Linked DNA regions of Mus musculus: region 2 is linked to region 1. A link is a contact called in ENCODE Hi-C or POLR2A ChIA-PET data. All regions are on one chromosome and are shown on one strand. The core of a region is the stretch at or near the end of the contact, and the rest is flanking DNA. Distances in the headings are between cores, read along the strand shown. Region 1 overlaps Sik3 (SIK family kinase 3). Region 2 overlaps Sik3 (SIK family kinase 3).

What was found. A loop is a pair of places that touch in the nucleus more often than their neighbours do. ChIA-PET counts read pairs that join two places held with the same protein, here RNA polymerase II (POLR2A).
Region 2: a map of heart shows a loop between it and region 1 (1.8-fold over the local background). The contact joins two enhancer-like sites. A Hi-C loop is called at or near these places in 2 of 37 maps with a recorded cell type or tissue (both heart). POLR2A ChIA-PET finds 5 or more read pairs at or near these places in 1 of 5 experiments (embryonic stem cell).

What each region holds. Positions count from the first base shown.
Region 1 is chr9:46,108,830-46,114,011 of GRCm38, reverse strand. All of the region lies in intron 1 of Sik3 (SIK family kinase 3), which reads right to left. Among named protein-coding and RNA genes, the nearest start is that of Gm46110, 32 kb to the right of the region's middle. Within about 2 kb of position 3,236, at least 1 of the 3 ENCODE cell types and tissues checked has a DNase peak (open chromatin) inside an H3K27ac peak, as active enhancers do; it is heart, where a contact is called at or near this core.
Region 2 is chr9:46,148,906-46,153,796 of GRCm38, reverse strand. All of the region lies in intron 3 of Sik3 (SIK family kinase 3), which reads right to left. Among named protein-coding and RNA genes, the nearest start is that of Gm46110, 72 kb to the right of the region's middle. Within about 2 kb of position 3,561, at least 1 of the 3 ENCODE cell types and tissues checked has a DNase peak (open chromatin) inside an H3K27ac peak, as active enhancers do; it is heart, where a contact is called at or near this core.

The sequences.
Region 1 (5,182 bases), core at 1,987-4,486:
ACCACACAGAGACCCTATTCAAAACTGCAAGCAAAGCCAGAAAAGGTGGCTCACACCTTTAATCTCATTCAGGATTCAAAAGGCAGAGGCAATGTGATCTCTTTGGGTTCAAGGCCAGCCTGGTTACATAGTAAGTTTCTGGACAACCATGGCTACACAGTGAGAGCTGATCTAAAAACAAAAACAAACAAACAAACAACCCAACAAACAAACAAAAAACCAAAAAAACTTGTTCATAGTAAAATCACAAATTAGATAAATAATCAAACTAAGGTAGACAGAATTATAATTCCTAGACAGCCACAGCAATAACTAAATGGGATGACTACTCTTCTAATTGGTTCATTAATATGTATAAGGAATGGTGCATGCTTATATCCCAACTGCTTCTTAGGAAAAACAGAATGATTTATTTATGCAATTGAACTTTTAAAAAATAAAGTGATAATTAACAATGAAAACAATTTTAAAAGTTTCTTTCGCCCTCATCTTTTAAAACTCATAGCACTATGGAAAACCAGCCAAATAGTTCCAGATCAGCCAACGTGAAATGGCTTCATCGGCATCAAACCTATCAGTCTACGTTCAGGGAAAGTTCTGGTGTGTGGAGAAGGACAGACCACTGTTTGGAACCTTGGAAGGAGAGAAGATGCAGTTAGTTCTGGGGCTCCGATTCCTAAACCTGCTTTTTAACCAAAGGCTGAAGCAAGCTTGGGTTCTCTTTGTCCTCTGGTGCTGCCAAAGTCGGTTGGGTCTGTGTGTAATTACCCTGTTTCACATTACCATACAAAGGAAGGGTGTCTCTGCATGAAGTCTTAACCAACAGCAGACAGGCAAAGACAGTGTCTCAGCTCCTGACCTAAAATTCAATCAAGAAACTAACAAAGTCTTGTTTGTTTCAAGATGAGAAAGATAAAGATGCCTAATTTCTAAGGCTCCAGCCACTGAACTTAAACTTGTGGCGTGGCATGTTCCCTACTAAGGAAGGATGATATATAAAGAAAAAAAATTCAGATTTACTGGAGGGTTTTATGTGCATAGACCTTCCATATGCTAAAAGTTATGGCTATAAATCACCCTACTCTTAAAGGAACAACAGCCAAACTCATATCCCACAAGAGAAATGGAGACCATGGCTACTCACTGGCACCAGAAGGAAGCAATGGAACTGTGTTCTTCATCTCATGCAGCCTGGCCTTTCCAGCTCAGCCTGCTAAACATCACAGTGGTTCACATACAAGCAAAGTCCCAACTGCACTTACCCTACAGAAAGCACACGCTTCCAGATTCTCCAGTCTATTCCACTGCTATCTGCACCCAAACAGAACTTGGCAGATGTTAGAATTTGCTATGTAAAAACTCTGGGGCCCAGATCAGAGAACACAGCAAAGCACGCAATTGGTGCTGGGGAAATGGTTTTTGGGTGTGCTGATTTGAATGCATGAGCTTAGGCTATGTAAAGTTTCAAAACTGTGTGCTGTGCTGTCAAAGGGGGAAAAAAACCAAACAAAGGACACGTGTCGCACAAATCACACAGCAGGCTGTCCAATCTTCTGAGATCATTCTTCACTGTATACCAACAACATTCCAGGGCCATGATGTCACCTGCGGTTTCCTCTCAGGATTTTAAAAGTTCTTGGCTCTGGATATAAAACTTAAGAAAGCTCTAGTTTGTCAAACTCTCCAGCCTTGGACCTCTGTGTGCACAGACTCCCAAGATCCGGGAACTACTCTCTGAAAGAGGAGCCTACAGAAACTTCAAAAGTATCTTTTGGTAGCGTGTATACATGCGTGTGTCTGCATCAAGTTTCCATCGCATGACAGCTTGTATTTACTGTGCTAATGAGACTCATCTGTACTGTATTTCAAGTTATACCTAATAATTATTTTCCTATTTTATGTGTATGGGTGTTGTGTCTGCACACGTCTGTACTGCACATGTAGGCATGGTCAGAAGAGAGCATCAGGTCCCCTGGAACTAGAGTAACAAAAGAGAAGGTTGTGAGCTGCCTCTGAAAAACAGCCAGAGCTCTTAACCTTGGAGCCATCCCTCCAGCCCTGTGTTTATTTTCTTTATACTAAAAACAAAATGATAGACAACTCAGAGAAGGTGGTGCACAACTCTAATTCCAGCACCTGGGAGTATAGGCAAGAGGGTCCTATGTTCAAGGTCATCCTTAGCTATACAATCACTTAGGGGTCATCCTAGACTACACAGTAAATTCCAGTCCAAGCCAGAGCTGCATAGTGAGACCCTGTTTCAAGCCAACAAAATTAAAAACAAAAAACAAACAAACAAACAAAAAACAATAATAAAAGAGGAGAAAAGAGAGTAGACAGGGAGGAAAAAAAGAAAAGAAAAAGCAAAAAGTCTATGGGACATTCAACTTAGTAGGCCACTGCCAACTTTAAAGGGTTAAGGCCAGAAGAGGCAGCCACAGCCTACTGTGTAGTTCAGATAACCTGACCCTAACCCACAAGCAGTAACACAGCTCCCTCATAGGTAAACTGGCATTCAGACAAGCCAATCACAGCCTAGAAACTAATAGATCTCAGTTGGGGTTAAGTTGTAAATCAACAAGATGCCTGATGTCTATCAGGACATAAGGATGTTGGTCAGTGCTCACTGTAACTCCATCTGCTACACAAACATTTCTTCACATATGCCACAAAATCCCAAAACTACGCCTAAATTCATGGTACTAAGAACCCGTTTTTCTCAAGTTCACATTTATTTAGGTCAGTAGTAAACTGCAGGCACTGTTTATATATACATAGATTATTACACAGTCCTGGTCAAAACACAAGTCCTCTCAACAGAAACTGAAGAACTTACTAGTGGGAACAGCCACCTCCCCCTCCTGGAGCCGCCAGTCATCCCGACCAGAGGGAAGAGTTCATTTAAAAGAAAAACATTTTAGATATATATAGTTTCATCTGTCCACTCTCCCCTCTTCTTGTCATTTTTAAAAATACATCGTAAATTCTCCCTCTGTAATGGTGAGCTAGGCAGTCTCAGGGGCACTCATTGGGCAGGAAGAGAAAAGGGACCAAGACTTGAGCTAAGAGAAATGAAACTGGAATCCCAACTATGAGGGCTGTTTCCTCCCTGTTTAATTCTTCCCTAAGACTGCTGTGGAGCTCAACTCAGCCTTAGCGCACAGTCACACAGTCACAGGGCTGAACCTACTGCTCCCACTGCCAACACGTCACCATCATAATTACACACACCCCCGCCTCGATCCCTACCGTTTCTTGGAAATTCCGAGGCTTGTCACTTCTGTTTTCTTTTTTGATTTATTTGAGATAAGGTCTTTCTGACTAGCTCTGACTGGCTTGGAACTCATGGCAATCTCCTGCCTCAGCTGCTACAATGCCAGCTCTTTACATCCTCTGAGCCATCTAGCCAACCTTAGGCCTCTAACTTTCAAAGATGACCCAGCTATGTACCTAAAACTGAAAACTCTACACCAAGAATTCTGTCCACTTTCCTGCCTGTATGTGTGCGCGGCACTAGCGTGCATGCACATATTAAGATTCATCTTGTCCCTTTATAATCTGAGAAGTGGGTGTAATAAGTACCCTGTAAGAATTAGTCACAAGCTATTGTCACTAGCTACTGCTATGCTCCTCGAATGGAACAGCAATTTCCCAAGTTCATTACAGAGGAAGACAGTTGCTTCCGTGTTGGGCAGGTGACATGCAACCACATGGTGTGGTTACTGGTTTGAACTGGATTTCTCTCCTCATCAAGCTCAAAAATCCATGTACCTTCAATAAAGACAAAAATTTCTCAAAAAAAAAAAACCTGACTGATAGATGACAAGACAATTATTTTTGATTGCCACTTAAAATCCACAGAAACAAATAAAACAGCAGGTGACAGTGGCAGGAGGGGAGGGCAGAATATTAGATGGGAGGACAGTTTGTTTTACAAGATGAGAAAACTTCTAGACATTGATTGCACAGGGTTAATGTGCATTACATTTTGAAATATTATACTTAAACATGGTTAAGATAGGGCCAACAAGACAGCTCAAACGGGGAAAAATGTCTGCCACCGAGTCTTGCAACTAGAGTTCATTCCCTGGAACCCACATGGGGGAAGGAGACAGCTGACTTAAGTCCCCGTCTACACAAGCAGACCCTTTTCCTATGCTAGCTTCCATCTTCCCAGGCACCCAACTTATCCAGTTGGATTTGTTCACACACACTCCTATGTACGTGTCCTATGTCTTTATAAGCAGCAGCCCATTGTGGAGGTTATAGTTAGGGTTATGATTGAGCTTGTCAAAGATAACCAGCAGAGCATCTGCCTGATGCTCCCAGCAGAAGTCGACAAAAAGAGACTCCTCCAACAGCACCACACTGCAGATGGAGTAAGACACCAGCACACTGCATCCTTACTAGGGCAGAGGTCTGCAGGAGAGTAAACACTGACAAGGAGCCTCTAAAAACGATGCTCACCAAACAAAATCACTGTTGTAGGAAAAACCTTGCTAGACATGCAAATATTTATAAAAACTTTGGTCTGGATAGAGACCATCTATTTTTAGGAGAGAAAATATGCAATCAAACTAGCATAGCAACAAACTAAACTGCAGGGAGCAGATCCTGTAACCATCTCAACCCAAGCAAGAATCTGGAGTTCTGAGTAAATTATTAAAATGTTAATTAAGAATCCATTCTGTAACTGAAGATGTCAAAGAATCGCTATATAGTGATGGATCAACGTATCAACAGATGTTCCAATACATTCATAGAACTCTCTATAGCTTAGGGGGGACAATTCTCACTAAACCTAGAGAATGCATTAAAAATATTAACTCAACACAGAGCCAGGAAATATTCAAACCAGAAAGTTTCTTGGAAATAACTTTCTCAATGCAGGCACCATTGCTTGAAGGATGATATAAACCACGAGATGAGAGCAGCAAAGGCACACGCCAAACCCAGCTCAGAGGAAACCATGAGATCCACCTCACACAAAACATCAGGAAGATCTCAACACTCAACCATTCATTTAGATGGTAATATGGCGATGGTAATTTTAAAAAGAAAATACTCAGAATAGCCAGAAACTTTCAAAAGTCGGGGAAGGAGGGAACATTATAAAAATGAGGAAAGGCTAGGCTTCCTGTTACACATCTATAATGCTAGCACTCAAGGGACCAAGGCAGGA
Region 2 (4,891 bases), core at 2,312-4,811, 39 kb before region 1:
AGAGAGAGAGAGAGAGAATGCCATAGCATGTTCTGTTGAAAATATCCAATAACCTGTGAAAAGTCCTTTAACTAAGAGATCTAGCTGAAGAAGGACTCATTTGCCATCAGAATGTTATCATATGATCCTGAGATAAGGAAGTGAAAAATTAAGCAATATGAATGTACATATTGCTGTTAATAGTGGTTCACTGAAATCACTCAATTATTTTGGTGACACCTCACCCAGAGGACTAGTGATAGCTATCTTTCTTTAAACTTGTAAGAAAACAGAATCTAGGGTAAAGTGTTATCATTAGAGATAACTGCAAAGACACAGAGAAAGACAGCCAAGAACCAGGGAGAAGGGCCAAGCATGGCAACGAGGGGAATCCACTTACATGGCAAATTTTAGAAGATATATAAAGTGCATTTTGAAAGCAAGGGACATACATGATTCTAGAGTGTAAAAATGATGTACACTCACAGACACACAGAAGACACACACACACACACACACACACACACACACACATTATTATTATTATACGTATATAACTACTAAGAAAGATCAGTCAAGCCAGGTGTGGCAACAATGCTATCATCCTAGTACCTGGGAGGCTGAGGCAGGGGACATCTTGTTTGAGGCCAGCTTTGGGCCACCTAGGAAGAGACTTTGAAATCACTAAAAATAGACAAAGCAAACAACCCTTAAAAGATCTGTTATAATGTTTTGTTTCCTATACGCAAATCTTTAAAGTGGTTCCCTTAAAAACAAAAACAAATACAAACAAACAAGGAACCCAGCACAGTTACTTGCAACTTAATAGGGAAAAAAAGGAGAGGACAATAAGACTCTAGGCTGGAGGTAAGAGACAGCTTCACACAGAGGCCAGAATGGAACGGAGAGCTTATACCCAGCATACTTAGGCTGCTGGTGAGATCCATGGTGGGGGTGGGGGAAATCTCTGAATAGAAAGTCCCTGACTGAAGACAGCAGTGTTCCACAGCTGCCCAGGAACTGGACGTTCATCAGAGGCAGGACACTAGATTTTAAGCGATCCCGCTCTAACAGTACCTGTTCCCTGACCCCCCCCATTCCCTTAAGAGGGGCCTAATTATTCTAATAATATGTTTTAGTTGCTAAACTTGACCTAATTAAAGAGCTTTGAGGAGGCCGCTCTTCTTGAGAAACACAAGAGTAACTCTTCTGAAGGGCTACCATCAGAAGCTCAGAAGCTCACTGGGCCATGCCACCCACTAATTAAAATGCCCAAGAGACATTCGTCTGGCAGTAAACACTAATTACCAAAACACATCAAAGCTTCTCAAACAAGACAGAATGATTCATTTTGTGATTTCCAAAATAAGGGATTTTCTTTCATTTAAAAAAAAAAAAAAAAAAACCTTCTTTACAAATGTCTAAGTACCTTATTTTTCTAAAATAGTTGGAAAATTCTCAAACTTGTTATAGAGTTCAGGCTAGTGTAGTGCAGCCTAGTTCTGTTTTATCTCCACAATGACACATTGGTTGTCCTTGGATAAAACATTTATACTGCCAACAGCCTCACCTCCCCTTGCTCTGTTAAATGGAAGCCAACTGTCACAAGCCAGGACCAATGAAAAAGCTCCTGCATTTGGGGATAAACTTGTACTCTTAAGAGTTACCATATATAACAAATCTTGAATTTTCAACATTTAAAAATACACTTATTACATGTTCACTCAGCGCCATGGCGGGGAAGAGTTAAGAATTTTGTGAAGAGCTCCAAGCTCTCCAACAGCTGCCTGTGCTGCTCAGAACCCTCATCACTCTGGGGTCCGGGCGGAAGGCATCAGTGGCAGCATACTGGGTAGCCTGGAATACGCACACCACCCAGAACTGCGACTACAAACATCCACACACTACTGCTGTAACTGTGGGTGTAGCTGTGGCTGTCACTTAAGCAGCTGCGGCACATCAGGCTTCCCCAAGTCCAGCACTTGACTCTGCTGCTCCTCGCTGGGCTCTGTGCTCCTCTCCTCCAGCTCTGTCTTCTGGGCTCATGTGCATTCACACCTTAGCCTCAGCTTTTATTTTCATGCACTGGGCTCCCCCCACCCATTAGTTTGCTCTCAGTCTAATATCAGGTGGGTGTGCCAGGAAACCAATGGCCTGCAGTTTCATTCCCTGTAGAAACCTGCCTTTCAGTGGTCTGCTGACAAATGGTTGCTTTATGTTCCTACAGACTCAGTGGGCAGGAAGCAAATATTCAAGTCCAGATGGGATATTTAACCTCTGAGGGAGAAACCCAGAACAGTAGCCAGCCTACACTTACACAGTCAGAGGATCTGAATCTACAGTGGGGCACTTTCACACAGTGAAACAGTCAAAGAAAAGCAGTCTGGACTTCAGCAGGATTCCAGCTAGAAGTAACTTCCTCCAGGCCATTTGGTGAGCTAGCTCTCCTGTGTCTTGGCTACCAATGCCAGCCCTGATAGAGTCTCAACTGTACCCAGACCTTGGCTTCTGATCAGCTTCTGATTCTTGCCCTTCCTTCCCTCAGCAGACATCAAGGAGACACCTGCTATGTAAAGTCTGCCATGCCGACCTTTCCCAGCACTAACTGGCAGCTTATTGTTGAAATGTGGTGCTGATTTAAGTGTTCTTTACTGTAACATGGCTCCAGCCAGCTAAAACAGAAATGCATTTCCTTCCCTTTTGAGGTCTTATCAAAAGTGGGGCAGAGGATCTCTTCCCACTTACCAGTCATGGCAGGTCACTTGCCATGGGTCCTCAGGTGCTCGCCCATGAAGTCTTTCAAACATCAGTGGCACTCTGAGGCTCACATACCCTCTGAGGGTGACAGAATAATGAATGGAGTCTGCAGTTCAAAAACACTACAGCACTAGCACACAGACCTGCCTCAGAATTCACTCTCACTCTGTCCCAGTCTACTGGGGCACCAAGTGGAGGTGGGATATGCTGTGGATATTCAAGTTCGAACCTTTCAAAGAATAAAACACACAGGCCAGTTTTTGCTTGCCTAGACCAGCAGCCTCACTGGCGTCTTAGAGGTATGCCACTAATAGAACAGAGGAAGGGAGCTAACATTTCTTAAAATAAGTCACTTTTCCACTCTGTGCAGACTGTCTCCTTCTTCAGAGCTGATGGAAACCACGGCAGGTCAAGCAATGGGCAAAACTGTTTCCTGAGATGGAAGGTGAGCGCAGCCTCACCTCTGCTGGTCTTGTGTGGTGGCCTGAAACCATGTCTGCCCTTCCAAACTAACCAGAGCCAGCAACCCTTTAGAGTGCTACTTGGTTCTATCATTTGTTCTTCCTACAGCCCTGGAAACAACTTCCTGTTTATCAAGCAAATGCTTCTTTCCAAAAGAGCCAGGGTGAGGCCAAAATAACTCAAGCTGCCCGCAAGCAGGTTAATGAGAGTGCTCACTTTGCTCTCCTATTGTCCTCAGACGTGAAGGTCAGGGTGCCGCAGGGTAGAGGAAGCAGGCTTGGTGCTCTGTTTCCTGGCAGAAACACACAGAGGGCTTCTGGGCGTGCTAGGGGTTCTTTTTACAGTCTGTCTAGCTTGCCAGTGGTCCGTGTTGTACATTTCTTCTCCCAGACTCACAATCCAACACAGCAACGCAATCTATGAGCTCCACCCCCCAAAATTCCCAGAAGCCAGCAACTTCTCACGCTGGTTTCCACCCTGTCTAGCATCACCAATTGGGGTGAACAGCCACCAGATTTCAAGATCTCTTGATAACATGCCTAAGTATTATCTCCAATTCTGCCCAAGGCTTTCTGCATCTGTTCTCTAAACAGTCACAAGTCACTGGGAAGAGAATACAAACAGGTCCCCAGTACCTTCCTCAATGGCTAAGTCTTACACAATTAGAGAAGAGAAGCAAGGCCCAGAATCTGATATGGGTGTGATATGTATCCGTGTCGTTTTAGCACACATGCAGATACACAACCTTCTCACTGTAATCAGGATGCAGAATTACTGCCAGTTTTTCTTCCTGGGGAGTTACTCCTTGGTGAGAATGTCTGCACATGTGCACACAAGTAAGCCTGTCTTACTTAACTCCTGGCTCCAAAAGATACAGAGATATTCTACTACCCCAAAGTTCTCCCTACTACTCTGTCATGTTCTAACAGATACAGTGCTCTTGCCTTAGGACCGCTGTTCTCTCCTGACTTTCTCCCAGCAACATGTGAACTTTGATCGCATTACAGCCTTCTCCGAGTCCTCCCTTGACTGCCCTTTGATTTTATCTTAGTGTGGGTGTTATACTGGCATGCTTCTCTGTGTATCACGTGTGTGCCTGGTGACCACAGAAGCCAGAAGAGGGAGTCAGAGCCTCTAGAACTAGAGTCACAGAAGGTAGTGAGAAACCACGTGGATGCTAAGAATTGAACTCTGGTCCCCCTTCAAGAGCGGCAGGGGCTGTTAACAACTGAGCCAACTCTCCACTGCTCCTCTGGCCCCAGACTTTTCACACTTTATCATCTTCTGACTAATTACACATCTATGTAGTTTGTGTGTTGTTTGTCTCTCCTACTAACAAGTGTCAACAGGGATTTGTGTCTTCTGTATTCATCACTGCTTCTTGTACTTGTGCACTAGCTGGCACATGTGAAGTACTTGACATGTGTATGTTGTTCAGAGAACAGTGGCATGGGAAATGCAACCAGTACAAATGTGGATGCAGGACCCACCCACCAACAGAGTTCTGACCATATATTTTTTTAAACTCACTTTGCCACTAAGCAGGTTTTGTAAACTAAGGGCATTTTCTGTTCTTTTTAAATACTTTTGATACCTAGCCCATTTACATGATTACATGAAGCATGACTGATTTTCACAGGGCTCCGTATCTCTAAATCCAAAGGCCTGTTTGCTTGTGATAAGGCACCTCCTC